Linked DNA regions of Homo sapiens: regions 1 and 2 are each linked to region 3. The links are chromatin loops, found by intact Hi-C in ENCODE. Cell type or tissue: K562. All regions are shown on one strand. Each heading gives the region's core, and the rest is flanking DNA. Links, peaks and the distances in the headings are about the cores only.

Region 1 (10,420 bases), core at 2,989-7,988, 440 kb after region 3:
ATGGAAAGAATCCTAATCCTAAACAATCTTAAAATAAAGACTAGTAGGCAAAAAAATTAGGAGGAAAAAATAAACGTATTTGTCAATAATTTAAAAAATTTAAATTTAGAAAATGAGGGACATCTTTAACTAGAAAAAATTATTATAAATTCCAATGCCCAGAAAAGCTATATAAGATAACAGGTACATTTGTATGTCTCTTCTTTTAGTTCAATCAAGAGGAAATTCAGCAATGCATATCGAGTTATCATGTTTAAATTCTTCTTATTATTTTTTTTGAGACGGAGTCTTGCCCTGTTGCCCGAGCTGGAGTGCAGTGGCGCGATCTCAGCTCACTGCAACCTCCGCCTCTCAGGTTCAAGCAATTCTCCTGCCTCAGCCTCCCGAGTAGCTGGGACTACAGGCACATGCCACCACGCCTGACTAATTTTTTGTGTCTTTAGTAGAAACGGGGCTTCCCCATGTTGGCCAGGCTGGTCTCAAACACCTGACCTCGTGATCCACCCGCCTCGGCCTCCCAAAGTGCTGGGATTACAGGTGTGAGCCACCACACCTGCCCATCATGTTTAAATTCTAATAAGAATTTATGAATACAGTTAAATGAACAAAAATATACATAAAAGCCAGGCGTGGTGGCTCACACCTGTAATCCCAGCACTTTGGGAAGCCAAGGCGGGCGACTCACTCGAGGCCAGGAGTTCGAGACCAGCCTGGCCAATATGGTGAAACCCCATCTCTACTAAAAATACAAAAATTAGCCGGGCATGGTGGCGCAACCTATAACCCCAGCTACTCGGGAGGCTGAGGCAGGAAAATCATTTGAACCCAGGAGGTAGAGACTTTTGTGAGCCGAGGTTGCACTACTGCACTCCAGCCTGGGTGACAGAGCGGGGACTCAGTCTCAAAAAAAAAAAAAAAAAAAAAAAAAAAATATATATATATATATATATATATATACATATAAAAAATATGCATAATAGTATTACTTTTAGTAGCAAAGTAGGAACAACAAAATATCTAGTAATAAAGACATACTTAAATGCATTATAGTACTTCAACAAGATACAATATTATAAATGAAGTTATCAACAACGATAAATGCTACAGAAAAAACCCTAGAAAGGTGTTTATGAAAATTAACATGAAAAAAGCTTAAAGCAAAAACAACATATACCATACAACGATTATAACTTTACATAAGAGAAAGGTTTGAAAGAAACAAGGAGAAATAAAAAGTATCATGTGTCTAGGTGATGAAGCTACGAGTGAATCTTTTTAAATTTCATCTAAATGTGTTAAAAATGTTTTAATGTTTTAATTCAGAGATAAGTATTTTCTTAAATATACTATAATAGAATAAGAGAAAATATAAAAGAGTTACGATTTCTGCTGAAAATAATCTCAACCTCAAAGGTGGATTTTGAGGAAGACTGACATGGGCTGGAATGGTGGTTTTCCAGAGAAAGGTTATGAGGAAGCCCAACAGGCAGAGCTATGCTAATTACATGTGGGACCACAGTAAACGCAGACACACTTCCCTCAGGACTAGAGGCTCGTGTCTGCTTCACAAAGCCACAACTCAACACTTTCCACAGGAATGTCTCACTTCTACATAAGATCAAATGAAAGACATTGTTCCTCCTAGCTTCCCATGAGATGGCTAAAGAGGGTTAGTCAGCTCGTACCATTCGGTTATGACTCCATTATCTCCAACTTCCCTCTTTTCACTATGCTACTCTGTTTCCGGGGCATCTTCTGGATCTTGCCTTTTCCAGATACACATTCCATAGCTCCCACCTATGATTTCATCCTAATGTGTGCTCTGCACATGCTGCTCCCTCTGTCCAAATTCTTCAGAGCACTCAGTCTTGCTCTGTTGCCCAGGCTGGAGTGCAGTGGCCTGATCTTGGCTCCCTGCAACCACCCCATCCAGGGTTCAAGCAATTCTCCTGCCTCAGCCTCCCAAGTAGCTGTGATTACAAGTGCACACCACCACACCCAGCTAATTTTCGTATTTTTAGTCGAGACAGGGTTTCGCCACGTTGGCCAGGCTGGTCTCAAACTCCTGACCTCAAATGATCCACCTGCCTCAGTCTCCCAAAGTGCTGGGATTACAGGCATGAGCCACTGCGCCTGGCTCAGAGCAATGTTTTTCAAACTGATGACTATAATCCATCAATGGGGTATAAAATCTATTTAGTGGGCCACAACAGCATTTAAAAAAAAAAACAGAAATACAGTATATGCCTAAAAAAATTTTATTTTATTAATCTTTTGGTTCAAGTGTGTGTGTGTGTGTGTGTGTGTGAATGTTTGTACTGTGACTGTATTGGGTTAAGACAAAAACTGTATTTTTTTTAATTTTTTTTTTGAGACGGAGTTTCACTCTTGTTGCCCAGGCTGGAGTACAATGGCGCGATCTTGGCTCACCACAACCTCTGCCTCCTGGGTTCAAGCAATTCTCCTGCCTCAGCCTCCCGAGTAGCTGGGATTACAGGCATCCGCCACCACGCCTGGCTAATTTTTTGTATTTTTAGTAGAGACGGAGTTTCTGCATGTTGGCCAGGCTGGTCTTGAACTCCCGACCTCGGGTGATCTGCCCGCCTCGGCCTCCCAGAGTGCTGGGATTATAGGCATGAGCCACTGCACCCAGCCAATTTTTTTTTTTTTTTTAAGAAAAAAAAAATGGAGACCGGGTCTCGCTATATTGCCCTGGCTGCTCTCAAACTTCTGGGCTCCAGCAATCCTCCCACCTCGGCCTCCCACACTGCTGGGATTACAGGCATGAGCCACTGCACCCAGCCTATTTCTTAAATGATGGATCATACGAAAGAAGACAGCACTCCCATGAGCCACTGCACCCAGCCTATTTCTTAAATGATGGATCATACGAAAGAAGACAGCACTCCACCTCAGCCCTCCTATCTCCCATATTAGTGTCACAGCTTTAATGCCACTTTTTTCAGTGTTGAGGGTATTCTCTAACCTCTCGCCCCCTATTATGAGTCCCATATCTCTTTGCAATATTTATTTGCAATAATTTAGACGTATTTAGAATGGTAATTATTTAATGTCTGGTTTTTTTTCCCCACTCCAACAGCAAAATGTAAGCTCTATGTGGGCAGGAACTGAATATCTTTCATTGCTAAACTGAGTATGTGACAGATGCTTACTAAGTATCTGTTGATTACTTGTCATACCCTCAAGACACTTGTTGTATCTCCTGCTTCCTCACTTACCCACTATCTTGTACTTATCACTAAAATCAACACTTTCAGAAGACATCAAATCCCTCTCCCTTTGAATAAAACACAAATTTGTGAGCTCACTGCCATCTTTTCTCCAATTTCTTCCCTGAGGTCTAGTTGGGCCAAGTTATTTCCTTCTCCTACTTCTATTTTTGATTCTTCTTATTAATAATCTATACTTTCACTAATTTCTCTTTCTCTTAAGGCCCATAAAGTAGATGCCACCATGCCTTCTTAACTGACTTAAGACAATTTATCTGCACATCAGACTATCCCCTAACAGCATTTCTCTCTTTTGCATCAACTTCAAAAGGCTAGAAGCTACACTATTCCATATAAGTATATGTGTGGTTGTTTCAATTAATTAAAATTAAAGAAAACTTAAAATTCCCCTTCTTCCAGCTATAGTTATTAGTAATAAGCCTAAATTTAATTTCAAAGATTTGGTAAATAAATATCAAATGTATTCCATTCATAACTTTTATGATTTTGAGCTTTCAATCATATGCCCTTGAATGTTGATCTTTTCTGACCAAATCTCAGCTTCTTATTTGGTCTGTCTGCATGTGAAAGCCTCTCCTTATGCTGATTTTATCAGCTTTCTTCAGACTTTATCCAGTTCTAACACCTCACAATGCTTTATACATTGCAGACAATCAACACATCTTAAAACATGAATATAGACCAGGTCAACCTGATATTCATCTTTCTTGATGAGTACTTGGAAAAGAAATGTCTACATATGTAGAAAAAAAAATCCCTGAAATACCAATAGAAACTAGGAAACAAAGACACCATTTACCAGAAAGAATCACAACAGAAATAACTCTTGCAATGTGTGGAGTGATATATTTATAATGGGAAAAATTAGTGAACCAATTTAAATGTCATAATATAAACAGTATGTTTCATTACTTTTTACATGTCTCAACCTAAAACTTGGAAGAACCTGAAGTAAATGGTCAAGTCAATGGATTTCTTTTTAATCCTACAAAAGTGAACTCTTGCACTCAGTAGAAGCCCAATAAATATTTGTTGTTGAAATTACAATATACTATACCGAAAGAAGTAACCTAACATTGTAACAGAGAACAATAGGATTTTGTTATCTAGGTAAGGAAGTTAAACATAACAGCAGGTAGCACAAAGGAATCAGCTTAGCAATAATAAATTTCAGATTATGAGGAATAGAAAACATTACAATTACATATAGAAAATACAAAGCTAGTGTTACAGCTCTTTTAGAATTTGTCTAGTAGGCTTTCCGGTTTTTGCAGGAAAGCCCCCCCAAAAAGAAAATACAAATCTTACCTGAAGATCTTCTGAGAATATGATAAGTAGGAAAGTACTTAACCTAGAGTAGGAAAGTATTAATAAAAGAATTAGGCTACAGATTTCTTTCAACCTTAACTTTCTCCATACACTAGAGTATAGTGAAAAAGCAAAGTATATGTAAGATCTTGAAAAGAGATAATGATAAACTAAGTTACTTCCTCACAAACAATCTGGATTCAGGAAATTTGTCTTCTATAGCTTTTGTGACTTTTCATAACACATCACACAGTACTCTACACATAGCAGATGGTCAATACATATTAACTAACTGATTCTTGGTAAGGATACTCCTGTTTGGGCTTTACTTTATCTTTCAGAACCAAATTAGGTGGTTTATCCTGTTCTTTTTCATACTCCTTGAAATCACTCTTGGTGTATTTCCCACCTATTTATTAAGAAAAGAAAAAAAGAGCTTAGTAAAAAAACCACCTAACCAAGAACAATAATTATTTTATAAAAAGCATAAGAGCTATTTTATAAATGGCATATATCGAGAGACAGAGAAAGGGAACAAAAGAATCATAGTAATTCCATCTCCATTACTAATTTGAAATCAGACATCCATTTTTGCTAGGTAGCCACATGCTGCCACCTAACGATATATGTGAATATTACAACATCAAACTTTCAAATAAATTACACACAAATGCCGTGTTCAAGTAGAGCCATTGAGCCCATGAGAACATTAAGTCCAGTGGAAAACTGAGGATTTGGGACCTGAGTTTAAGATCTGAAAGACCTAAGTTTGAGAGAAGTGAGACTTTAAGAGACCTTTTAAAGATCTAACGAGATAGTGTGTGCCTGTAATCCCATCTACTCGGGAGGCTGAGGCAGGAGGATCGCGTGAACCTGGGAGGCAGAGGTTGCAGTGAGCCGAGATCGTGCCACTGCACTCCAGCCTGAGCGACAGTGCGAAACTCCGTTTCAAAAAAAAAAGATTTAACAAGAGATACTCTGCTAAATGGCAACAGAGCATCAGGCAAATAGAAGAGGGCAGGATGTGCAGAAGATCACCAAACAGCTGTGAGAGGAGAGGGTGGGTAATAGCACCAAAGACAAACTGTCTCTACTTTGAAATTCTAACTTAGGGGCAACTTCATTCCTCCCAAGTGCCAAAAATCCCCTCAGGAAAATAGGACCTACTGCTACATCCTAACTAGCTTGGTAGGGCTAGAAAGGAAGAGCATTCAATGCAGCCTCTCTACTCTCAACTCTAGTCTCCTATCAGATGAGAATTCAATTTTCAAGTCTCCTACCAGATGAGAATTCAATTCGCATCCATGTCCCAGACCTGTTGACTGCCCTGCCTTTCCTATCCCTCAACCACACCACTAGGAAATGCTGTTTGTAGAAAGGCTTCCTACAGAAGGGTCCTAGATTAAATGTAGAAGTAAAACAAACTGGAGGTACAGACAGAGGTTTTGACTGAGAATCCTATGTGTACCTTGATTGTCAGGGTTTTAAAGGGGGACCCATAGGGTAAGCAAAAAAGACAAGATCAATCTATTTGGCAATTCCAGAGACTCCAGAAACAAAAGTGGCCAGCAATGTTTCCCATAAATGTGAAACAGTCTACTGCAAGAGTTAAAATAACTGGTAATGGTAACAAACAGCCATCATTTATCATTGAAAAATTATTTGCCATCTGCCTGCCATTAAAAGTCTCACTATGGATGAAGCAGTTACCGTATAACAGAAAGGGCACCAGATTAATGTAAGAGGTTCTTGACTGTAGTGGGAGGTCCTAGGTAAGACACCACTTCTCTGCAATTCATTATCTTTATTTACATTATCTTCATTTATAAACTGAAAATAATACCAACATTTCACAGAGTTGCTGGAATCATCAGACTATAAAGGAAAGTTCTTAGTGCTGTGAATGGCACATTATACACATTAAGTTTATAAATGTGAATCAATAACATATATAATTATCTCAAAATTAACTGAGAATAATAAACTGTATGTTTATGATGGCATATACAAAACCAAAGCTTCTCCCTCCTATGTGACATTTTATCTTAGGAAAAAACATGAAGAAATTTATTTAAAAGTCACAAGAAAGTAGTAGTATTTATTCAATGGGTGGATGGGTTGAGAAGAAGACAGGATTGAGAGGGTAAAAAACAAACCAAATGTAGGGTCTGTCTAAATCATCTGTGTATGTGACTCTAGGTAAATCACTTCTCAAGATTATGCCTCAAATTCCATATCTATAATGAGGAATTATAATATTTATTTCATACACTTCCCAAATGATACAATTAAACTAGCTCTTTGGAAGCAGAGCTCTACATAAGAGCCACCTGGCATTACTACTGGCCAGAACTACACTGCATCAGGCCAGCAGCTCACCAACACTTTGAATATACTTACTGGAATCTTTCATTCACAAAGTTGTAATTTTCATATGTGGAAAAAAATCTTAGTGCTTCAATTTAGGTTTCACAAATCACTCAAACAGCACTGTCAAAAACTAGCCATGTGTTCTAGGAGGAGGTAAGGTTTCACAGGAGAAACTAATAGTACATGGAACTCCAATCCAAGTCACCCTCTCCTTTATCACAGAGATCACAGCTTCCACTCAACATTCCTTGCCTACTTTAGTCACATTAATAATTTCTTCCTTCTCTGAACTCCCATAAGGTAACAGAATCCACCAAACAATTCAGCAATTCACAACTAAATAGTGTTTTTCTTTCTTACTAAAAACAGACAAAAAAAACAGTTCATTAAAAGCATGGGAAATAAGTGTTATAGAAAAAGAAAGTAACCCTGAAATTCCCAGTAAAATTTAGCATTACATGTGAGTAACTATCAAAGTGAAACCTGTTAAAAACACTGCATCAAAAACCAAAAACTCGTATTATTTCAACATATGAGAGACCCAACTTTTAAGACTGACATGCTACGAGCAATGTATTTGACATATATGTATGTGTATGTGGGAAATGTAATATGTACAAAGGTGGAACATACTGCTATGGACATGGAAGAGTAAAAATTTAGAAAACCCATTAACAGGGCTGGTTCATTTTATATACTGATATGAACTGATCTCTTAGATACACTGTTAATTAAAAAATGCAAGGTACAAAAACAGTATGTATAGCCTGCATCCTTTGTTTTATATTTTCCTTTTTAAAAGGAGAAAATCATATATATATATATGCACATATGTATTCAAAAAATGTAGGGGAAAGTTAGTACCAATAGGTGATAATGGTTACCCTGGAAGAGAAATTAGATAGATGAGGAGCAGGAATGAATGAGACTTTTATCTACCTTTCCATGGACCTTTTCTATTTTGCATCATATGACAACTAAAACAAACAAAAAAAATTTAAGTTGTGCACCTAAAAGACTCAAAACACCATAAAGTCAAAATAATTACTTTGGAAACATATCATGTCTGCAGTGGGTAATTATTAGTAATTTATAATATAGTCAAACATAGAAAATATAATTTTTCATCAGTTTAAAATACACGCACAGGTGCACACATGCATGTGTGTGCACACACACACACACACACACTCTACCTCAGATTCTAGATAGCAGGTTTGTAAAATTACAAATGGCAGGAGTTACATCAATTAATATTTCTCCTAATTAACAGCACTCAATAAAAGGCTCATACAAGCATGAAAAGCATAACAAAAACAAGGCCGGGCGCAGTGGCTCACGCCTGTAATCCCAGCACTTTGAGAGGCCAAGGCGGTGGATTACCTGAGGTCAGGAGTTCGAGACCAGCCTGGCCAACGTGGTGAAACCCCATCTCTACTAAAAATACAAAAATTAGCTGGGCATGGTGGCACATGCTTGTAATCCCAGCTGCTTGGGAGGCTGAGGCATGAGAATGGCTTGAACCTGGGAGACACAGGTTGCAGTGAACCAAGATCGTGCCACTGCACTCCAGCCTGGGCAACAGAGCGAGACTCCATCTCAAAAAAAAAAAAAAAGCAGAACAAAAACAAAAGATAAACCATCATACCTTTTCCTTTCCATTTAACCTTTGCAACCGACTGGCTAAAATCCACATGTATTCTTCTGTCATCTATAAGCACATTGTCCATTTTGAAGAATGCTTTCTCACAATCTTCTTCCTGATAATAATTATAAAAACTCAAGCATAAATCTTTATGGAAAAGATTTCTGTAGCTAGAATACTGAAAATACAAAAAGTTTGTTGTTACAAAAATTAATGTTTGAATACTTATTACACACCCGATGCTGTTAAATGCTTTGTATCTATTACCTCAAATACCTCTGGTAACAACCCCATGAGGTACTATCCATTTTCTTAATGAGAAAACAGAAGTTTAGAGAAGTATAGAAGTTGTTGGCAAGGGTCAGAGCCAGGATTTTAGAGAGACAGTCCAACTGCAGTGAACAGATAAATATACACTTACTGACTGTATTATACAGGTTCACAATCCTTTTTACTCAAAATTCAAAAACATCCTGGAAAGTGAAAGTTGTGTTCCTAAGTTTGTTGTTAAAATTAATTTGGCAGTAACACCAAACCTAATGGTAGGTTATGACCTTTTTTTATCCACTTAGTATGAATATTCATTTGTTTCACTGCAGAAATACTTTTGTGACAGATTATGGAATGCTGACCCAGAAAGGTATTACATAATCACAGATGTAATGTGTATGTGTGTATGCATATATACAGTATTACCTTTCTGAATTCTGAAAAATTCTGAATTAGGAAGCCTAGTTATTCTCAAGGGTTTTAGATAATGAACTGTGAGACTGTAATACCAAGCTCTGTGCTACACAAGAATCCTTCCTGTCAGTAACTTCACAATTCTAAATCCCTGTTTCTGACACTGACAGTTACATATTTCAACTCAGTACTGACCAATTTTCTTTTACATTCCTGGAAACTTATTCTTACTAGAGATAATCCAAAGAGAAGCAGATAAAATAGTTATAATCATATTTATTACATGTCAATAATTAAATGAATTATAAAATCCATGAAGATATAGACAAAGCTTGATTCGTCTTTGTAACTACATCATTTAGAACATCATATGGCATGGTATCTAAAACGTAGGCAATCAGTGTACGTTTCATGAATCTGACTGATTATTTTCAGGCAGGTATAATTCTATCACCATGCTATATCCCCAAAGAGAAAGCTCTGAAGATCACTTTTTCAGGAGGATAGTATTTGCAAATACTCAATTTACTTACACCTAAATAATAGTTAATAAATCTCTTCAAAATTGAGAAACTGATTCAAAAATAAATATTCAAAAGTCAAAAACAGCTATGACAATCTTCAAAAACAACAAAGTTGGAAGACTCACAGTTATCAAGACATTTATAAACCTATAGTGATTAACACAATGTAACAGTGGTATATGAATAGACAAATAGATCAGTGCAACAGTATAGCGTCTAGAAACAGACTCTATACATATATGGATACCGATTTATAACAAAAGTGGTACTACAGAGCTGTGGGGCAGGACAACTTTTTTTATTATTTTTTTCATCAGTAGAGACCTCAGAGAAAAAGGACAACTTTTTATTTATGTATTATTTTTTTGAGACGGAGTCTTGCTCTGTCGCCAGGTTGGAGTGCAGTGGTGCGATGCTGGCTCACTGCAACCTCTGCCTCCCGAGTTCAAGCAATTCTCCTGCCTCAGTCTCCCGAGTAGTTGGGACTACAGGCACGCACCACCATGCCCAGCTAATTTTTGTATTTTTACTAGAGACGGGGTTTCACCATGTTGGCCAGGATGGTCTCGATCTCTTGACCTCGTGATCCACCCACCTCGGCCTCCCAAAGTGCTGGGATTACAGGCGTGAGCCACCAC
Region 2 (10,420 bases), core at 2,759-7,758, 110 kb after region 3:
GTCAAAGATCAGTTGGCTGTAAGTATTTGGCTTTATTTCTGGGTTCTCTGTTCTGTTCCATTGGTCTATGTACCTATTTTTATGACATTACCATGCTGTTTTGGTGGCTATTGCCTTGTAGTATAGTTTGAAGTCAGGTAATGTGATGCCCCCAGATTTATTCTTTTTGCTTGGTCTTGAATTGGCTATGTGGGCTCATTTTTGGTCCCATATGGGTGGGAGTTCAGTCAGGCTGGTGGGAAAAATTTTAAAGATAGTTATAAGTAATAGATACAAACCTTCCTGGAAGGCCGGGGTTGTTGCATAAGCTTCAGTAACAGATCTGGCTGAAGGCAGCCTAATCCTTATCTTAAGTAAATAGCTTAAAGTAGGTACAAAGGAATGTTAAGGGAGTTTATCTAAATAACTTGTTTACTCATGTGGTCCTAAAACTAACCTTCGATCATTCTCAGGCAGGATGGCTGTCCTGTGTGGAGGACTACCAGGTTAATTACTCTCTAGTGGTGTTGACTCAAAGCCTTTGTCATTTAGTGTGTGCTGAATAAATGCTGGCAGGGCCAGCTAGTCAGGCAGTGGCTGCTACAACTCTTTCGGTCAGTTGTCTGGCCCTCTACCCTGCTCTTTCACTGAATATCAGTGTCTGAGTACATTATTCATCCGTCATGCAGTTAGGGTCTGTGGGACGGACCCTGGCACATATGAATTTCAGAATTGGTTTTTTTCTAGTTCTGCGAAGGATGATGACGGTATTTTGATGGGAACTGCATTGATTTTGTAGATTGCTTTGGGCAGTATGGTCATTTTCACATTTTCTACTCATCCATGAGCATAGGATGTGTTTCCATTTGTTTATGTCATCTGTTAGTTCTTTCAGCAGTGCTTTGTAGTTTTCCTTGTAGAGGTCTTTCACCTCCCTGGTTAGGTATATTCCTAAGTATTTTATTTTCTAGTATTTTATTTTGTTTTACTTTATTTTATTTTATTTTGCAGCTATTGTAAAAGGGGTTGAGTTCTTGATTTGATTCTCAGCTTGATCGCTGTTGGTGTACAACAGTGCCACTGATTTGTGTGCATTGATTTGGTATCCTGAAACTTTATTGAATTCATTTATCAGTTCTAGGAGCCTTTTGGATAAGTCTTCAGGGTTTTCTACGTGTATGACCGTATCCTCAGTGAACAGTGACAGTTTGATTTCCTCTTTACTGATTTGGATGCCCTTTATTTCTTTCTCTTGTCTAATTATTCTGGCTAAGACTTCCAGTACTATGTTGAATAGAAGTGGTAAAAGTGGACATCCTTGTCTTGTTCTAGTTTCCAAGGGGAATGCTTTCAACTTTTCCCCATTCAGTATAATGTTCACTGTGAGTTTGTCATAGATGGCTTTTATTACCTTAAGGGATGTTCCTTCTATGCCAATTTTGCTGAAGTTTTTATAAAAGGATGCTGAATTTTGCCAATTGCTTTTTCTGCCACTATTGAGATGATCACGTGATTTTTGTTTTAAATTCTGTTTCTGTGATGTATCACATTTATTGACTTGCATATGTTAAACCATCCCTGCATCCCTGGTATGAAACCCCCACTTGATCATAGTGAATTATCTTTTTGATATGCTGTTGGATTCAGTTCGCTAGTATTTTGCTGAGGATTTATGTTTCTATATTAATCACAGATATTGATCTGCAGTTTTCTTTTTTGTTGTTGTTATGTCCTTTCCTGGTTTTGGTATTAGAGTGGTACTGGCTTCATAGAATGATTTAGGGAGGATCCTCTTTTTCTAAATTTTGGAGTAGTGTCAACAGAATTGGTACCAATTCTTCTTTGAATGACTGACAGAATTCACCTATGAATCCATCTGGTCCTGGACTTTTTTTGTTGCTGCCAATTATTTTATTACCATATCAGTCTTGTTGCTTGTTATGGGTCTGTTCAGAGTTTATATTTCTTCCTGGTTTAATCTAGGAGGGTGGCATGTTTCCAGGAATTTATCCATCTCCTCTGGGTTTTCTAGTTTGTGTATGTAAGGTGTTCGTAGTAGGCTTGAATAATCTTTTGTATTTCTGTGGCATTGGTCGTAGTATCTGCTGTTTCATTTCTAATTGAGCTTATTTGAATATACTTTCTTCTTTTATTAGTTTCACTAATGGTCTATTGATGTTATTTATCTTTTCAAAGAACCAGCTTTTTGTTTCATTTGTCTTTTGTGTTTTATTTGTTTCAATTTCATTTAGTTGTGCTGTGATCTTAGTTATTTTTTTTCTTCTGCTGGGTTTGGGTTTGGCTTGTTCTTGCTTCTCCAGTTCCATGAGGTGTGACCTTAGATTGTCTATTTTGCTCTTTCAGACTTTTCTGATGTAGGCATTTAATGCTCTGAACTTTCCTCTTAGCACCACTTTTGCTGTGTCCCAGAGGTTTTGATAGGTTGTGTTATTATTGTCATCCCATTCAAATAATTTTTTAATTTCCATCTTGATTTGATTGTTGACCCTACAATTATTCAGGGGCAGGTTATTTAATTTCCTTGTATTTGCATGGGTTTGAGCGCTCCTTTTTGGGTTGATTTCCAATTTTATTCCACTGTGGTCTGAGAGAGTATTTGATAAAATTTCAATTTTCTTAAATTTATAGAGGCTTATTTTGTGGCCTGTTATATGGTCTATCTTGGAGAATATACCATGTGTTGATGAATAGAATGTATATTCTTCAGTTGTTGGGTAGAATGTTCTATACATATCTGTTAAGTCAATTTGTTCTAGGGTATAGTTTAAGACCATTGTTTCTTTGTTGACTTTCTGTGTTGATGATCTGTCTAGTACTGTCAGTAGAGTATTGGAGTCCCCCACTATTATTGTATTGCCATCTATCTCATTTCTTAGGTCTAGTAGTACTTGTTCTATAAATCTGGGAGCTCCAATATTAGCTGCATGTAATATTTAGGATTGTAATATAATGTCCCTCTTTGTCTTTTTTAACTGTTGTTGCTTTAATATCTGTTTTGTCTGATATGGTAATAGCTACTCCTGCTTGCTTTTGGTGTCCATTTGTATGGAATATCTTTCTCCACCCTTTTACCTTAAGTTTATGTGAGTCCTTATGTTAGATGAGTCTCTTGAAGGCAGCAGACATTTGGTTGGTGAATTGTTATCCATTCTGCCATTCTGTATCTTTTAAGTGGAGCATTTAGGCCATTTATATTCAGCATTAGTATTGAGATGTGAGGTACTATTCTATTCATCATGCTAATTGTTGCCTGAATACCCTGTGGGTTTTTTTTCTTCATTGTTATTGTTTTATAGGTCCTGTGAGATTTATGCTCTAAGAAGGTTCTATTTTGGTGTATTTTGAGGTTTTGTTTCAAGATTTAGAGCTCCTTTCATCAGTTCTTATAGTGTTGGCTTGGTAGTGGCAAATTCTCTCAGCATTTGTTTGTCTGAAATAGACTATATCTTTCCTTTGTTTGTGAAGCTTAGTTTCGCTGGATACAAAATTCTGGGCTGATAATTGTTTCGTTTAAGGAGGCTAAAGATAAGACCCCAATCCCATCTAGCTTATAGGGTCTCTGCTGAGAAACCTGTTGTTAATCTGATACATTTTCCTTTATAGGTTACCTGATGCTTTTGCCTCACAACTCTTAAGATTCTTTCCTTCTTGACTTTAGGTAACTTGATGACTATGTGCCTAGGCAAAGAGCTTTTTGTGATGAATATCTTGGGTGTTCTTTGAGCTTCTTATATTTGGATGTCTAAATCTCTAGCAAGGCCAGGGAAGTTTTCCTCGATTATTCCCTCAAATATGTTTTCCAGACTTTTGCGTTTATCTTCTTCCTTGGGAACATCAATTATTCTTAGGTTTGGTTGTTTAACAGAATCCCAAACTTCTTGGAGGCTTTGTTCATTATTTTGATTCTGTTTTATTTGTCTTTGTCAGATTGGGTTAATTTGAAAGCCTTGTCTTTGAGCTCTGAAGTTCTTTCTTCTATTTGTTCAATTCTATTGTTGAGGTTTTTCCACGTATTTTGCATTTCTCTAAGAGTGTCCTTCATTTCCAGAAGTTGTGACTACTTTTTATTTATGCTATGTACTTCTCTGGAGATTTTTCCATCCATATCCTGTAACATTTTTTAAATTTCTTTAAGTTGGTATTCACCTTTCTCTGGTGCCTCCTTGAGTAACTTAATAATTGACCTTCTGAATTCTTTTGCTGGCAATTCAGATATTTCTTCTTGGTTTGGATTCGTTGCTGGTGAGCTAGTGTGATCTTTTGGGGGCATAATAGAACTTTGTTTTGTCATATTACCAAAATTGTTCTTCTGGTTCCTTCTCATATGGGTACACTGTGTCAGAGAAAAGATCTGGGGCTCAAGGGCTGCTGTTCATTTTCTTTTGCCCCACAGGTATTCCCTTGATGTGGCACACTCCCCTTCCTCTAGGGATGGGGCTTCCTAAGAGCCAGAGTGCAGTGATTGTTATTTCTCTTCTGATTCTAGCCACCCCGTGGAGCTACCAGGCTCTGGGCTGGTACTGGGGAGTGTCTGCAAAGAGTCCTGTGATGTGATCCATCTTCAGGTGGATACCAGCACCTGCTCCAGTGGAGGTAGCAGAGGAGTGAGGTGGACTTTTTGTGGGAACTTTGTTGTAGTTTTGTTTAGTGTGCTGGTTTTCTCTAATGCTGGTTGTCCTGGCAGTAAAGTTGTCATGTAGACAGACTCAGGACCTCTGGTTATCCAGGATGTTACAGGCAGTAGAGTTAGCTGTTTTCTCCTTTCTTGGGACAAGGCTGTTCTTTTATGAGTTGCTGTAATGGTTTGTGTTGATTGGCCTCCAGCCAGGAGGTGGCGCTTTCAAGACAGCATCAGCTGTGGTAGTACAGGGAGGATACAAGCCTGCCCTAGGTTGGCCAGGTGATGGGTGAAGCCACAGAGCTTCAAAGAGATAATGTCTTTTGTCTTTGGCTACCAGGGCAGGTAGAGAAAGACCATCAGGTGGGGGCAGTGTTAGGCATGTCTGAGCTCAGACTCTCCTTGGGCAAGGCTTGCTGTGGCTGCTATAGGGGATGAGGGTGTTTTTCTCCAGCTGACAGAGTTATGTTTCCTGGGGGATTATGGCTGCCTCTGCTGCATCATACAGGTTGCCAGGGAAGTGGTGGAAAGTTGGCAGTGACAGGCCTCACCCAGCCCCTATGCAGCCAAAAAGGCCAGTCTCAATCCCCCTGTGCTCCCCCAACAGCACCAACTTTATATCCAGGCAGCCGGTGAGAAAACTTTTTTTTAAAAGATCATTTTTCCTCAATTTTAATATTTAAGAAAATATATTTATTTATAAAAAATATTTTTTAAAGAATAAAACATTTTTAAAGTCTTCAAGGCAAAACCAATAACAATGTATTGGCAAAAATCATGATGCCAGAGTAGAGGGGCTAAATTAGCCCTAACTAAAGGATGTGGTGGGCCCACCATAACAAGCTTAAAAGAAAGTCTTAAAAAGATAAAACTGATCCCAAGTAACTTAACTGCTAAAAAGGAAAAAAGTCGGTATTCATTAAAGAAATACAGTAAAATGAGCACTCAACAACGTAAAATTGACAATGGCTAAGATTCAATCAAAAATCACAAAGCATGTAAAGAAACGAGAAGAGATTACCTATAACCAGGAGAAGAATCAATTACAGACTCAGAAATGCCAGAGATAATAGAATGGGTAGAAGGACCTTAAAAGATTTAATATTGAAAGATTAAGATTTTAAAATCTTATTAACATGTTCAAAGATATAAAATAAAACATAAAGATAATGATAAAAGAAATAGCAGATATGAAAAAGATCCAAATAGAACTTGTAGAGGTTAAAAAAAATCTGATATGAGAAATCCACATGGAACTTGTAGAGGTTAAAAAAAAATATGATAGGAGAAATATAATGATAAGATTAACAGCAGATTAGACACTGCAGACAAGGGATTGACTGCAAAGGGTAATGAGAGCCTTTTGGAGGTCCATGGAAATGTTCTATGTCTTAACTTGATTGTGGCAGTGATTACATGATTGTATACATTTATCAGGTCATCAGACTGTTCACTTAAAATAAATGAGTTATACTGGGTGCAAAGTATACCTCAATAAAACTAGTTTTTAAATACTACAGCAAATGAAAGATGTCAGACTTAAAGGACTACATACTATAAGGGTCCAAATATATGAAACTTCTTCACCTAATTTATAGTGACAGAAAGCAGACCAGTGGTTGCCTGGGGGCAGAGTGAGAGAACAGTAGGAGGATAACTGCAAAGGGATGATGGAAATACTCTATACATTCATTGACATGGTGATTACATGGGTGTAAACATTTGCCAAACTCACCCAACTCTACACTTAAAATAGATGTGTTTTATTTTATGTAATTACACCCCAATAAAGTTGAGAGATAAAGCAAAGAAATGGTTATATGTAAGTCTTCCTGTAAATGTGTGTTGGGGGGAGTTGGCATTTTTCTCAGCAGGTCTGGACTGGTCAAAGCATTTTAAAATTTCAACCAATAGTATTTGGACTGAAGACCCACTGTTCTATTCCTGGAAATTTCCCCTATACTGAGAATAGTTATTTAATACTCCAAGGAATATTAATGTGAGTTCAAAATGAAGATCACTGGTGTTCAAAAAACTTCATTAAAAGCAATAGTGGAACACCTTTACAAGCCTCTAAAAGGTAAGTTTAAATAGCAAGACTTTTAAAGGTAAAGGAAGGAGCAGCTACCTAGGTATTTTTTGACCTATTGGGCTTCTCAGTGTTGTTAGTGTCCCTGCTCATAGTCATCTAGGGATCTAAGAAAGCCAGTATCAGTGTAGTGGATGTTGTGGTACCCAGCCAAGCCCTTCCCTTCAAGACCAAGACACTCAGTTCCCCAGCACCCTGGAGTGTTCACTTCCGATGGCTGCTAAATTTGCTCCCTGTTAAAGGGAACTGCCTGGCCCAAGTTTACATCCCCTCCTCCATGGTAACCCACCTCCAGTGAGGGGTTAATGTGGGGGTACAAAGGCCTTGCCTCCTTACCCTAATTCAGGACAACTCAGAAGGACCATCTCAGCTCTGGAGCTCCCTGTGGGAGCAGCTGAGGTCCCTGTTGCAAATTTGCTGCGGTTCATTTCTCCCTCTCCCAATCCTGCTTCCCTCTCCCTCCCTCACCCCTCATTCTTTTCTTTTTTTTTTTTTTTTTTTTTTTTTGACAATGTCTATCTTCTCCCAGGCTGGAGAGCAGTGGTGCAATCTCAGCTTACTGCAACCACTGCCTCCTAGGCTCAAGCAATCCTCCCACCTCAGCCTTCTGAGTGGATGGGACTACAGGCGCATGCCACCATGCCTGGCTAATTTTATGTTTTTTGTAGAGACAGGGTTTCCCCATGTTGCCCAGGCTAGTCTCACACTCCTGAGCTCAGGTGATCCACATGCCTCAGCCTCCCAAAGTGCTGAGATTACAGGCATAAGCACCGCACCCAGCCACTCATGGCTGTTTTCTTGAGGGAACACTCCCATAAAGCTTCTGCACACAGACCTCCAACTTCAAGTCTGTTTCCCAGGGAACTTGACCTAAGGCAACGAGTAAATAAGAGGGGAATTACCTGTGTCTGGTGGGATCGTTCTATGCCCAGGTAAAAAATAAATATCCAATGTCACTAGCTCTTTTATTTCCAATTGATCAGTTATAAAATGTAATGGAAAGGCCAGGTGTGGTGGCTCATGCCTGTAATCCCAGCACATTGGGAGGCTGAGGCAGATGAATCACGAGATCAGGAGTTCGAGACCAGCCTGGCCAACATGGTGAAACCCCGTCTCTACTAAAAACACAAAAAATTAGCTGGGCGTAGTGGCGGGCTCCTGTTATCCCAGCTACTTGGGAGGCTGAGACAGGAGAATCGCTTGAACCCGGGAGGCAGAGGTCGCAGTGAGCTGAGACCATGCCTTTGTGCTCCAGCCTGGGCGACAGAGTGAGACTCCATCTCAAAAAAATAAAATAATAATAATAATAATAATGAGGAAAAAAAGCCAATCACAAAAACAAAAAAAAATAGGGAATATACCTAGGAATAACCTTAACAAAAGACAAGTGTGCAACATATATTGATAAAACTCTACTAAAAGTCATTTTAAAAGATAAGAAAGAAACAGAGAAAAGTACATTTTTTTCTTATATAAGAAAATTCAATCCTGATAAAGTGAGAGTGATTTTCCCTAAATGAGTCTATAAGTTTGATGTAGTCTAAATTGGAATTTGATTAAAAATAATACAAAGTTCATGCAGAAGAATGAACATAAAAAATAGGGAAATTAAAAAAAATGGAATGAAAGATGGACAGTGAGTTAGCCTTGTGCCACCAAATTTTGTAATATAAAGCTGTGGTCATTTCTTGCAGGACTCTTTCTTCTTCCTAGGCTCTCTGCCCTGAGACTCAGACCCTCCGATGTGTTCACCTCCCCCCTTTCCTGCTATGTAGCAAATACCTGTTCATTTTGTCTCTCTCATACTGCTATAATCTCTTAATGGGACAATCTGTGCTTTTCAAGGTATGTCTTCAGTACCCAGCCTGCACAAACAATGCTTGTGCAAAGTGTTGAATGAAAGAATGATCATCAAGTGAATAAATAACCAACTCAAAGCCAAGCACAAAAATGGCTACCGTGGAGCTTAGTTCATTCCTTCCTTTGCGAGATCCTGGAGCCACTGTCATTATAATCTAAGCTGATACCAATACCATCAAATAGTAAATACTTATTTCCTGCAGATATGCCCCGTTTGCTCTGTGTGCAAAATTACACTTAAAATAATACAGGTGGCCGGGTGCTCATACCTGTAATCCCAGCACTTTGGGAGGCAAGGCAGGCCGATCACCTGAGGTCGGGAGTTGAAGACCAGGCTGGCCAATATGGTGAAATCCCATTTCAACTAAAAATACAAAAAATTAGCCAGGCGTGGTGGCGGGCACCTGAAATCCCAGCTACTCAGGAGGCTGAGGCAGGAGAATCACTTGAACCCAGGAGGTGGAGGTTGCAGCAAGCCAAGATCATGCCACTGCACTCCAGCCTGGGTGACAAGATCAAAACTCCATCTCAAAAGAAATGATAAAAATTAAAATTAAAATAAAATAATACATGCACTTGTAAACATGTCCACATATACATGATAACACTGCACATCAGATTACATTCTTAAGTCTGCCCAGCAATGAAGACCTTTAAAGACCAGTGTCTCAGCTGCCTTTACAAGGAAGATGTTTTCAATACTGTTGTTGAGAAATGAAAGTCAGTGTCATGAGCTCTGTTTTTCCCTTGGGAAAGTCAAGGAAGGGCACTGCATTTACACCAGGATGTGTTGACAATGTCTAACTACATCGAATCTTATCTACACCAGCAGTAAATCCCCTCACCCATCGAGCTGGTAAGAGGGCCCGTTTCCTTCATCACTGCTGCCAGCCAAGGTTTCAGTCCTTCCGCTCCCCAAGAGATTTCATTTCAGAACTGAGATGATAAAGTACTCAAATGGTGCAATCCAAGTCCCAAGGAATTTTAACAACAATAACCCCCTTTGCAAAGCAGGGGAGAGAATGCCCTGTCCTGCTGTAAACTTCCTGGCGATTCTCATAGTCATTTGACCACCTGTGCCTGTACCCATTACCAGAAAGCAGGATTCACCCAGTTCATGAAAACTTAAAGCTGGACTTAAAGCTATAAAACCCCCAAGCACATTTCATTTTGAGTTGTTAATACAGTCCCAGTCTACCACCTGATTACCGAGTAGGTTTTCAGTTTCAGCTTTTATCAGTGTAAAGCTCAGAGCTACAGAACGCCAACTGAGCAAATGATTTAATGAAAGCAGAATGAAGGCACAGGCTTGGCTACTACTAAAAGACACAGTGGAAGTTTGTTTTTTTGAGGAAGATATGTAAATCTGATGAACGAAAACTGTAGTTGAGTGCACCCCTGGAAATATAATGAAAACTGCCCCTCAGTTAGAAGCATCCATACACATTTTGGGTCTCTCAATACGTAGCTTTCAAATCCTTGCAATTTCAGGGCCTGTGTACTCCAACTCTAGATATGCCATTGATTTGATCTGAATGCCATAATGAGAATTCAGTCTGTGGTCTTAAAACTTGGAGCTGGACTCTCTAAAGTCTGGACCTTTTAAAGAAAACAAGCTTTTTGGTGTTTATGTGTTTTCTTTGTTGCTTTGGCCTCAAGCTCCTCATAAAAGGGCTTGAAGAAAGTTTATAAAACATGCACAAATAATATGCATAATGTGCAGAAAAGGCCTTGAAAACATGCATACTGAAGAATGTCCATAAAATTTAGAGAAGCTTGTACCTTCTTAAATCTTCTTAACAATGCTACAAGGTAGGTACTGTTATCACCATAACCATCCCCAAGATTCAAAA
Region 3 (10,420 bases), core at 2,446-7,445:
GATAAAATGAACTAGTCATTTACTCATGTTGTTGCATATTTTAAAAAGCAAACAGGTGATTTTATCAGTATTTCCACGGTTGGTTTCATGTCGGGGTGCTACATCTGAATCATCTGTCTCTGTTATCCAGCATCTACGGGGCATGTCTACCGTCAGATAGGAAAGGAAGGATGTGCCCCAATTCTCAGTGTCTACGATGATCTGTTTCTCAGACATGCAGCACTTCAAAACCTGGACCACTCTAAGCTCTCAAGTGAGTAGTCTTGATCTGGAAACACCGTTCTTGGGAAATTTCACTGCTGTGGTCAAATGGAGCTTACAAAGAGAAACAAACTATGCTCCCTGTGTGTCTGATGCTACATTCCAATTACATGTGACTGTTATATAAAAGAATCAGAATGCTGATACGAAAGGAAAGAAAAATCCACTTTGGTAATGGTATGCTTTATTTCAAGTAAGAATATGAGAATCTTAAACAGCAGGTGATAAGTGGTGACCTTTGTTCATCATTTTGTTTGTCCTTCTGTAACTCAATCAAATGATGTTTGACTCAATCAACTTTAGAGCCAAAAATACTCAAGAAAAACTGGACCGTGCCATATCTGGGGTTGCTTGTGTGGTCTGAAGTTCTTTATACATGTGCCATCACCTGCGGGTTTATCCAATGAGCTATTTGGCCTTTAATGAATTTTATAGATAATGACAGTATTTCTTAAAAGGCAGGATGACAGCCGAGCGCGGTGGCTTATGCCTGTAATCCCAGCACTTTGGGAGGCCGAGGCGTGCGGATCACGAGGTCCAGAGATTGAGACAGTCCTGGCTAACACAGTGAAACCCCGTCTCTACTAAAAATACAAAAAATTAGCTGGGTGTGGTGGCATGCGCCTGCAGTCCCAGTCACTCAGTAGGCTGAGGCAGGAGAATCACTTGAACCTGGAAGGCAGAGGTTGCAGTGAGCCGAGATCATGCCACTGTACTCCAGCCTGGGTGACAGAGCGAGACTCCGTCAAAAAAAAAAAAAAAGAAACAAAAAAAAAGCAGGATGACAATCCATAGCTATTAAGAAAAATAGCCCTCTGGGTCAAAATTGTGAAACCCCCTTCAAGTAAAGATAAAGAGGAGTTATTTTACTAACACGGCTTATTTCACATCAGATGATAAAGAAATCTGTAAAAAATAAACAAACATAATGTTTTAAATATCCTGCTACAGAAAAGTCTTTTTTGGGCTAAAACCAAAAATCCAAGTCTGTTAAGAAAAACACACAGAACTTCTTTCACAGCCCAGCACATTCATTGTGATATCATGTGGTGTTAGTCGGCTAGGCCTACCGTAACAAAGTGCTGCGGACTGGTTGCCTTAAACAACAGAAGTGTATTGTCCCATAGTTCTGGAGGCTGGAAGTCCGAGATTGAAGTGCTGGCAGGGTTGGTTCCTCCTGAGGCCTCTCTCCTGGGCTTGCAGAGGGCACCTTATCCCTGCATCCTCCCGTGTCCTTCCCCCGTGCCTGTCTGTGTCTTGATCTCTTCTTCTAAGGACCGCAATCATATTGGATTAGGGCTCACTCTAATGACCTCATTTTAACTTAATGACTTCGTTTAAGACCCTAATATGGTTTGGCTGTGTCCCCACCCAAATCTCATATTGAATTGTAGTTCCCATAATCCCCACATGTGAAAGGGACCCGGTGATGGATAATTGAATCATGGGGGTGGTTACCCCCATGCTATTGTTCTCGTGATAGTGAGTTCTCATGACATCTGATGGTTTTATAAGGGGCTTTTCCCCTTTTGCTGGGCGCTTCTTCTTGCTGCTGCCACCATGTGAAGAAGGACATGTTTGCTTCCCCTTCTGCCATTATTGTAAGTTTCCTGAGGCCTCTCCAACCATGCTGAACAGTGAATCAATCAAACCTCTTTCCTTTATTAATTATCCAGTCTTGGGTATGTCTTAATATTAGCAGTGTGAAAACAGACTAATACAGATCCTATTTCCAAAAATGCTCACATTCTGAGATACTTGGTTAAGACTTTCATATATGAATTTGTGGGGGACACACAATTCAGCCCATAACACCCAGACTATAGCAGAAAAGTTAGGGCAGAGGAACTGAATTCCTACTAGGAGAGAAGCAAGCCTCAAAGTGCAGATTCCTATAGTTGCATTGGGGCTCTGGAGCAGTGATCTGGTCCATTCCCTCATTTTACAGACAAGGAAAACCAAGGTCCAAAGAGGAGACACAAATATGTCACATGCTAACTTTGCCCATTGAGGGTTCCCTTAACTTTTGAAGCAGCTACCAAATTAAAACTTTAAAAAGATGATATAGCCAAAGCCCATCTACAGACCTAGGATCCAGAATGAAAGTGATGAGGCACTTTCAGCCACACCCACTGCCACCTGCTGTACTGGAGCAGCCTCACCATAGGGCTCTCCTGGGAGCCGGGGCTTTGGAACTCGCCTTTCCACAGAGGGAGGGGAGGCCCTATTGGTTTTCAGTCACTGAAGTCCTCAGAGACAAATCCCAAATAAATATTTTATTTTTAATTTTTCTGTCTGCTCAAAAGACACAGAGAGGTTCTTGTTCCTTGGTAAACAGACTTGGAGCATGTTTGCCCATCTCAGATTACAGAGTTTTATTTCTCTTAAAGGCAAAATGAAGATTCTTGTCCTACTTCCTGTAACGAGTTTCAGATGGACCCACCTCCAAAAATATAGTCAAAATGCAGTTCATAAAACTAGGGGAAGTCAAGTACAGACATGTCCCAGGAAAGCAGAACCAGAGGAGAAGCAGACCCCGGGCACTCGCAGGACTATTTGACTCACTGGAGAATTCCCTTCTGCCAGGGCAGGCTTGGCTCACTGCTCCAAGCACTGCAGATTCCCAAGGAACACCCAGGCCCACAGATGTTCATGGGTCACAGAATTGTGAACTGACCACTTGTGCATTTTGGATTTCAACTTGTAAACATGGGGATTCCCTTTTTACAAAAAGAAAAAGGAGAGGATGAAAAATCACCATGCAAAGGAAAGTTGAGAGCTAAGTTTTTCCTTTTGGAATCTTGGCATGCGCATTTAGCTATCTTCAATCTGGCTTTCACCAGACGCTGTGTGCTTTGAGCAGGGGTGGAGCAGTCTGCCCTGTGCCGCTCTGCCAGAACATTCAGACTTGACCTGTCACAGGCCTCTTATTCCAGTCAGGAGCAGACACGGCCCAGGAGATGGGCCCTGCCAGACACAGCAGGCTGCCTTTGAGGTGCAACCAGAGAGGCAGTAAAAACCTGGGAGGAGAGCATTTGACTGACTAGGCTGGGGGCTGCCCACCAGTCAAGTCCCCGAGTTCAAGTCCCAGCTGTTCTGTTTCACTGGGCATCAGTGTAAATCATTTGACCTCCATCGGTCTGAAATCGACTCAGCTGGAAAACATTAGAAAGAAAATAAAACATCTACTGAAAACCAAGAGCTGCTTCTGGGATGAACCATTTCCCACCCTTGACCCCTAAATGCTAAAAGACTGAGCCACAACACTTCCTAAGCTGATGAAAGGTTTGTTCTCACCACAGAACACTGTATCCCCAGCAAGAGGGCATAGAATTACATATAGTCATTCCAGGTTGCCTGAAGCCCCCGTTCCTTCATGTCTGCAAGTGGCATTGCCCAGTATGCTGTGAGTCGATGGACAGCAGCATTTCTGAAATGTGAATTGAGCTCCCAGGAGTAGGCACATCCTCCTGGGCATGAGATAGAGCAAATGCAGCAAGGACCTGTCCTGAAGAAGCATCGGTCCCTTCCTCCTGGCCTGGTTTCCACTGTTCTGTTTACTGTGCCATTATCCAAGATAAACCAGTCTGTGGAATTCCACTTTTCTCAAGCATTCTTTGGGACGAGTTTGTCTAGCTGCAAGTTAGAAGATTCAGCTCTAATTCACAGCTTGTACTAAATACAGGCTTCCTCTAACTTATTTAAACTACTGTGTGTATCTGTGATCCCATGACTAATGGTAATAATGAGCCTAAAACATCCATGTGAATTAATACAGGTTGTGCACAAAGAAAAGTGTTAGTAAAAATTGGAAACCTGGCAGGACGGGGGTACTAAACTTCTTGGAGGGTCATTTCTCATTCTCAGAAGTAGTGTTACTGCTGTGATGTGGGAAAAATCTGGCAATGATTTTGTGGGCTGGTGATGTTTCCAGCATGGTTGATTCCCCATAGGACTGCCATGTTGAAAAACTTTAATGTGTTGTATTACTAATCTTTCAAATGCAGAAGAGAGTTAAGACACTGACCACAAACTTCCTTATAGTCACCTTAAGTTTTGCACATATCAAATTTACTATTTGCTTTTTCTCCTTTTGGCACACTTTCCTGTATGGTGTCCATCTTTGGAAACTAGTGAAATTCTAGTCCAATGTGTATTCTCAAAGGATAATTCATGAACCAAGTGTGTGAGATAGGCATGAAAAAAAATCGTGTTAAATAATTTTGGAAGTGCTGCAGTTCATAGTGTGGTGTTACACAGTATGGTAGTATATTCAGAGTATACTAAGGACTCATGCATACTGAAGCATTTTTAAAAATTAATTGATCTTTTGTTGAATTTCAAATTTCTCAAAAGTATTTGCCATGAAACCCTTATTTGCATAAGACCCATTGATATCCTGTGGAACTAGTGTTCTGGAGACTACACTTTGAGAAACAATGCTTTAATGCAAATTATTGGATTACATTTTTCCTCATTGGAAGACTTGTTTTCCTCTTGCTGTGGTTCAATTTTGGTCCGTGCATCGTGCTTGAAGAAAATATATTTGCATCAGATGACGAACATGTTGATAAAAAGAAGATGGGGACAAATAACATTTTTAGAAAATAACAAGGAATCATCTTTCAGTTTTGCTTATTCTCCTAATTACATTCCTCTATCTCGGGAAAAAGTAGAAACTCTTTTCAAGGTAAAATTTTTTATACTTTTCAATATTATTTGGGTACCTTGAATTAATTCATGACTCCCATGAGGATCAGTGCTTAAATCCAACCAAATAAAGGACATCTGTCCCCCTTTCTTCCTTGGGCTACAGTTGCTTGTGCAGTGGAAAGGAAAGCTATGATGAAACAGAAATCGCAGGTGTTTCAAGTAAGGTTGGTGATGGGGATGAGATTGCTCAGCTCCGGAGCTCTCAGCTACTACACACTGGGGCACCTGTGTTGTTCAGTGCACTAGGGGGCGCCGTATCCATAACAATTTACTCAAGAAATCACAAGTTCTTTCCAAACCTCCTTTCTCTCTCTCACTTGCTCATTTTCCTTTATTGCTTTAAAGCAGTATGGCCCAGAAGAAACTCATGGTTGGTGCATTTACCTGGTACATTTACCAGTGTACATACACACTGTTGATCAATAAGTTATTAGCGTTCCCAGGTCTTCTGGCCTGATTTAAGTTTTGTTGCTATTATTTTTAGATTAGCGTTGTATTTTTAAAATCAGTCTTTATCAGATCATCTTTCCTGAGTTTGTTGTATAACTAAAACATGATGACAATTCTGGTTCAGTAATCAAGAGGTGACCCATGTGATGACTGTCCCAGATAACCTTCAGGCAATACCATAATTGCCACAATACAGATAAGTAGAAAGTGTGTTTAATGCAAAAAACAAGGATATAGGAAGATGTCAAGAAAGAGGCATTGCCCCGTTATCAAGGCCGGCCACACTAGAAAAGGATTCAGGTAACTTTCAGTTTAAATTATTTTCATCTACAAAAATTTATTGGCACACATAGGGGCTACATGGGAGGTCAGTAAAGACCTCAGTAAGGAGAAGACCTCATGTGGGATTTGAGCTAGAGCAGCGGAATTTGCAGATAATAGCAAGGCAGATCATAAGCACAAATATCACTCGGCCCTTGCAGCAGATTTGCAAGAAAGAGGCATTGTCATCCCTATGTGTATAACGGGAAACAAAGCCTCCATGAAGTTAAACAATGAGCCCGTGACAGCACAGTAAGGAGCAAAACCAGGATGCACACTCAAATGTAACATGCTCTTGCTTCTTTTTATTGCTTGTAGGAGGCAAGATAAGATTGAGCCAGATTGCTAAAAATTTTGGAAGAAATTTTTATTTACTATAAGGGCAATGAGGAAGCTTTGGGCATTTCAGAACACAAAAGTGACATGAGGAAATCATTTTCCTTCTTCTAAATTAATTAGCACCCTGTGTATCTCCCCCAGCCCTGCCTACTTCTTTGCAGATCTCTAATCTCTGTGTAGATGGTTATATGGATTAGGAAACTAAGGCTCAAAGAGGCAAATTGATTTTCAAGAGGTCACATAGTGGGTATAGTTGATTCTAGAACCTTCTGGCTGCTTATCTAGCACTCTTTTGTCTACATTATGCTGCCATAGCCAATGTATAGAAAATCATTTTCATCATTCATTGAATATGTTTATCACATAATAACTTCAGGGTTCCTCGGTGAACAGCATTTGGACTCTTGGTCTGAGAGTTTGATTAAACATAATAGAGACAACTACTGTTCATTTGGGGCAGTTTTGAAGGCTCTAATTCCAGACACAAACCTGAAATGAGAAGACCCTACCAAACTAAAACCTGTGTCTTACCTGATTTGATCTTTACTACATTCTACCTACGCCTTTTTGCACAAATCTGAATTTCAAGGATGTAAAGAGAAAAAAGGGCAGTGTGGTTAGATTTAGACATAAACTTGGTTGAATACAAATTAAAAATGTCCCCTTTTCCCACTCCCTGTAAATCAGTATCCAACTCTTGGGTGCAGGATATTGAGTGGGGAAGGGGAGGAGTGGGGCAGAAGGAAAAGAAGTCAGGAATCCAGGCTTCCCAGTCTCTCTGCCACTTACCTCCCTAAAGACTCCTCTTCATTTCATCTCTGGATTTCCAGGTACTTAACCCCTGTGATGGTCAGGTGAGATAGGAGAGGTTCCTGTTTCAGTTATAACTTGCACTGGGGCTGTTGTCAGCAAATCCAGGCCTCTAGCTATTTTCCAGACTGGTCAGAACACTAACCTGAAACCCAGAAGTAACTGCCAGGGCAGAGGTAAGTCACTGGTGGCTTCTGCCTCTACATAGAGCCTTGGATCCCCCAAACACTCTTAGATCCTGGGAGTACTGATGTTTGCCTTTTCTATCTGCCCTCTTTTCTTGGCTTCTCCTTTCTTTCTTTTTAAAATAGCATAAATGAAAAATACAATTCAAAATTAAAATGAGTTTATTACTTCAAATATATCTTTGTGCTCCAGTGAATTGACAGGATTTATTTATGCTATCAAAGTAAATCAAATGAATTTGATTTTGGGGGTGGAGATGAACTTTAAACATAGGCAAAATGAAAGAAATCACAAAGAAAAAAATACTAGAATCTCTGAGTTTCAAATAAAAAAGAACTCAGTTAAAAAGTAAACAAATGAGGGGAAACATTTGTAGCAGACATGGCAGATAAAAGACTGAAACTGCTAATCTTAAGGAACTTACATAAATCAATAAAACGAATAAAATGTGCAAATGACACATTCATTCTCAGACCTTAGCTATTTCAAAAGCTAAGAAACAAGAAAAGTGTTCATCCTCATTAGTAATCAAAGAAGTTTGAACAGAAGCAATGTGGCATCACTGGAGATGCTTTGGGGCAAACATATTTAGGTATGTGAATGCCTGAGATGAGGAGAGAGGTTAGTGAAGTACTCACTCTCGCTCTGCTGATGATGGGAGTAAAATTGATACATTTCTGAAAAGTAATTTGGTAATTCAGATAAAAACCTACAATAAACACTGAGATTCTAACTATTTTGAAAGCCCTACCCCGAATACTTATTTCGTAGCTATAGCATCAAATCCAAAATCTAGAATCATCTAAAGATATTAGTCATGTAATATCAAATTACTCAAAGTCGTAGTCTAAAATGCTTTGATAACAATATCTCTCAACCTTCAAGAAACGTGAACATAGCTTTTACTTGAATTAGAATATGTAGGTTATAGTACATTGCCTAAAGAAAAAAATTTAGTCTAAATTTAGTCTAAATGAGACTAAAAAAAAATTTAATCTCATTATCTTATAGTCACTCTAGATGTAAACCTCAAAACTCTTTCCTTCTGATTGTGCCACCATAACCAGCCTCCAAAGGTGGAAATGATTTCATCATCACCAGCTTAGCACACTATCCTGGACAGGCCATTTCTAAGCCCATTAGAAACATACACTTGCCAAAGGCAGATATAATTTTCCACACTTTCATAGTGGATACAGGTAGGACCAGATTTGAAGTTGGAGCTTTTCGCTTAGGTGGGTTATATTTTAATTAAGAAGGTCATTATGAAATTCCACTAGGTCAAATGTTTCTAGAATATTGTCCCAGTATCTCTTGCTAATTTCATTATAGTTAAACATTTGTTGAAATAGAATTGGTTGTGAAGAGCACAAACCCATGTGAGAGTAATTATTCTTGTAGAGAATCTCTACAGATTTGCTGAGATTTTCTCTTTAGCAGAGCTCAGATATCTTCAGTTTGCCAAGTTAATGCAGAGATTCTTTTCCAGCTCATTAAGTTAGAAAAGATATTTCTCTTTTATACCCATGTAAATGTGTTATCTGAAGCATCACATTCATAAATGAGAGAATAGACTTGTAATTTAAATGGTCATAACCTAGGGTTTAAACAATCCCCTATTGTCTGTTTCTGCATAGAGCCAAGAAGACAAGTTTTGCCTCCTTAACAGACAAGATGATTTCAGGATCTGAACCAAAATTTTCAATTTGTCTGGTTTTTTTTTTTCCCCCTCCCTCTGTCCTGCACAGGGCCAGGCACACAAAGCCAATCACTTTTTGTGTCAAGTAATATTGGTGATTTTCTGTACTCCATAATTGGGGTTATAAATATAATCCAAGTTATATTATATGACTACTTATACTTTTGTTAATTGTATGTACTTGTTGGTTTCGGGTGCCAGAAATAATCCAACTCTAACAAGTTCAGACAAAAAGAAAATCTACTGGAAGAGCAGAAGGGTATCTATAAAATCAGAAAAAGAATTGAAAAAGCAAAAATGCAAGCAGGACAAGGGTGCAATCGGGCTCAAGGGCAACTGGAACCAGGGACTGAAATGCTACCTGGTGTTTCTCCCTCTCTCTCCCACCCTTCTCTCTTTTTCTCTTTTCCAGACCAGCAGAAAATGTGCCCCCTTTCCCTTACCAAAAAATAAAAAGCTTCCAAACCTCACTCTCACAGCTTCTGTCACCACAGAGGAGCTGGCTTCTTGCTAGTTACAGTTCAGAAAAGTCTTGGGGAAAGACAATGATTGGTTTAGCTAGTCAGGGCCCCCCATCCTTGAACCAATCAGAAGGCCAGGAGGAATGTTCCCATGGTATAAATCACTAGATCTCAGAGACTGGTAAATACAGTAGTCCTCGTGGATAAGGAAGATATGTTCCAAGACCCCCAGTCGTTGCCTGGACTCAAGAATAGTACCAAACCGTGTATATGCTTATGTGTTTTTCTATACATACATACCTATGAAAAAAGTTTAATTTTTATTAATAAATTAGGCACTATCAGAGATTAACAATAACTCATAATAAAATGGAACACTTATAACAAAATACTGTAATAAAAGTAAGTGAATGTGCTTCCCCCTCCCCCAACCCACTACCACCCACCCCCAGGCCAAATAACTTAATATTTTTGGACCGAGGTTAACTGAGGGTAACTTAAACTTCAATAAGTGAAACAGAGAATACGGGAGACTACTGTGAACAAAGCCGCCACCCAAAAGAGGTTCCACTACAGGGTCTTTTTAGATTTGCTGTCTGTCGCCCAGGCTGGAGTGCAGTGGCGCCATCTTGGCTCACTGCAACCTCTGCCTCCCAGGTTCAAGTGATTCTCCTGCCTCAGACTCCTGAGTAGCTGGGATTACAGGCACACACCACCATGCCCAGCTAATTTTTGTATTTTAAATAGAGATGGAGTTTCACCATGTTGGCCAGGCTGGTCTCGAACTCCTGACCTCATGATCTGCCCGCCTCGGCCTCCCAAAATGCTGGGATTACAGGCATGAGCCACCACGCCCAGCCTAGATTTGCTTTTGAAAGCTCTGCCCAGTATTTCTATAGCCTGTCACAAGGCACAGCGACACTTGTTAACAATAAAATAGTGAAAAAATTTTCAAACAAGACTTAGAGAAGAAAATTAAGATCACCCACAATCTCATCACCCAAATATAAGCACTATTTACATTTTAGTGCATATCCTTCCAGTCTGTTCCATGTGCGTATATCCTTTTCTATACATATAATATCATTGAGATCATGTTAAATATAAAACTCTACATACCACCATTCACTTAATATGTAAAAAGAATACTCAATAACATTTTATACTTATAAATCTCTAT

Evidence for each region. Peaks named below come from ENCODE experiments on the same cell type or tissue, not always from the same donor. Only the 100,000 strongest peaks of a DNase experiment are listed, where the experiment ranks them.
Region 1: it touches region 3 in a loop (6-fold over the local background); 62 of 110 quality-filtered maps call a loop at or near these places.
Region 2: it touches region 3 in a loop (2.7-fold over the local background); 5 of 110 quality-filtered maps call a loop at or near these places.

The regions. Positions count from the first base shown.
Region 1 is chr6:149,512,483-149,522,902 of GRCh38, forward strand. PPIL4 (peptidylprolyl isomerase like 4) reads right to left here. Exons shown (of 13, transcript NM_139126.4): 10 at 8,578-8,689; 11 at 4,872-4,968. It also overlaps the pseudogene RNU7-3P. Among named protein-coding and RNA genes, the nearest start is that of PPIL4, 28 kb to the right of the region's middle. In K562, for the core only: a CTCF peak has its summit at 5,164; no DNase peak of the experiment used is centred there.
Region 2 is chr6:149,185,585-149,196,004 of GRCh38, forward strand. No RefSeq gene overlaps it. Among named protein-coding and RNA genes, the nearest start is that of TAB2-AS1, 67 kb to the right of the region's middle. In K562, for the core only: a CTCF peak has its summit at 4,829 (motif pointing right); no DNase peak of the experiment used is centred there.
Region 3 is chr6:149,077,224-149,087,643 of GRCh38, forward strand. No RefSeq gene overlaps it. Among named protein-coding and RNA genes, the nearest start is that of UST-AS2, 50 kb to the left of the region's middle. RefSeq lists an enhancer at 2,750-2,869. In K562, for the core only: a CTCF peak has its summit at 5,227 (motif pointing right); a DNase peak (open chromatin) is centred at 5,198; H3K27me3 peaks cover 1,191 bases.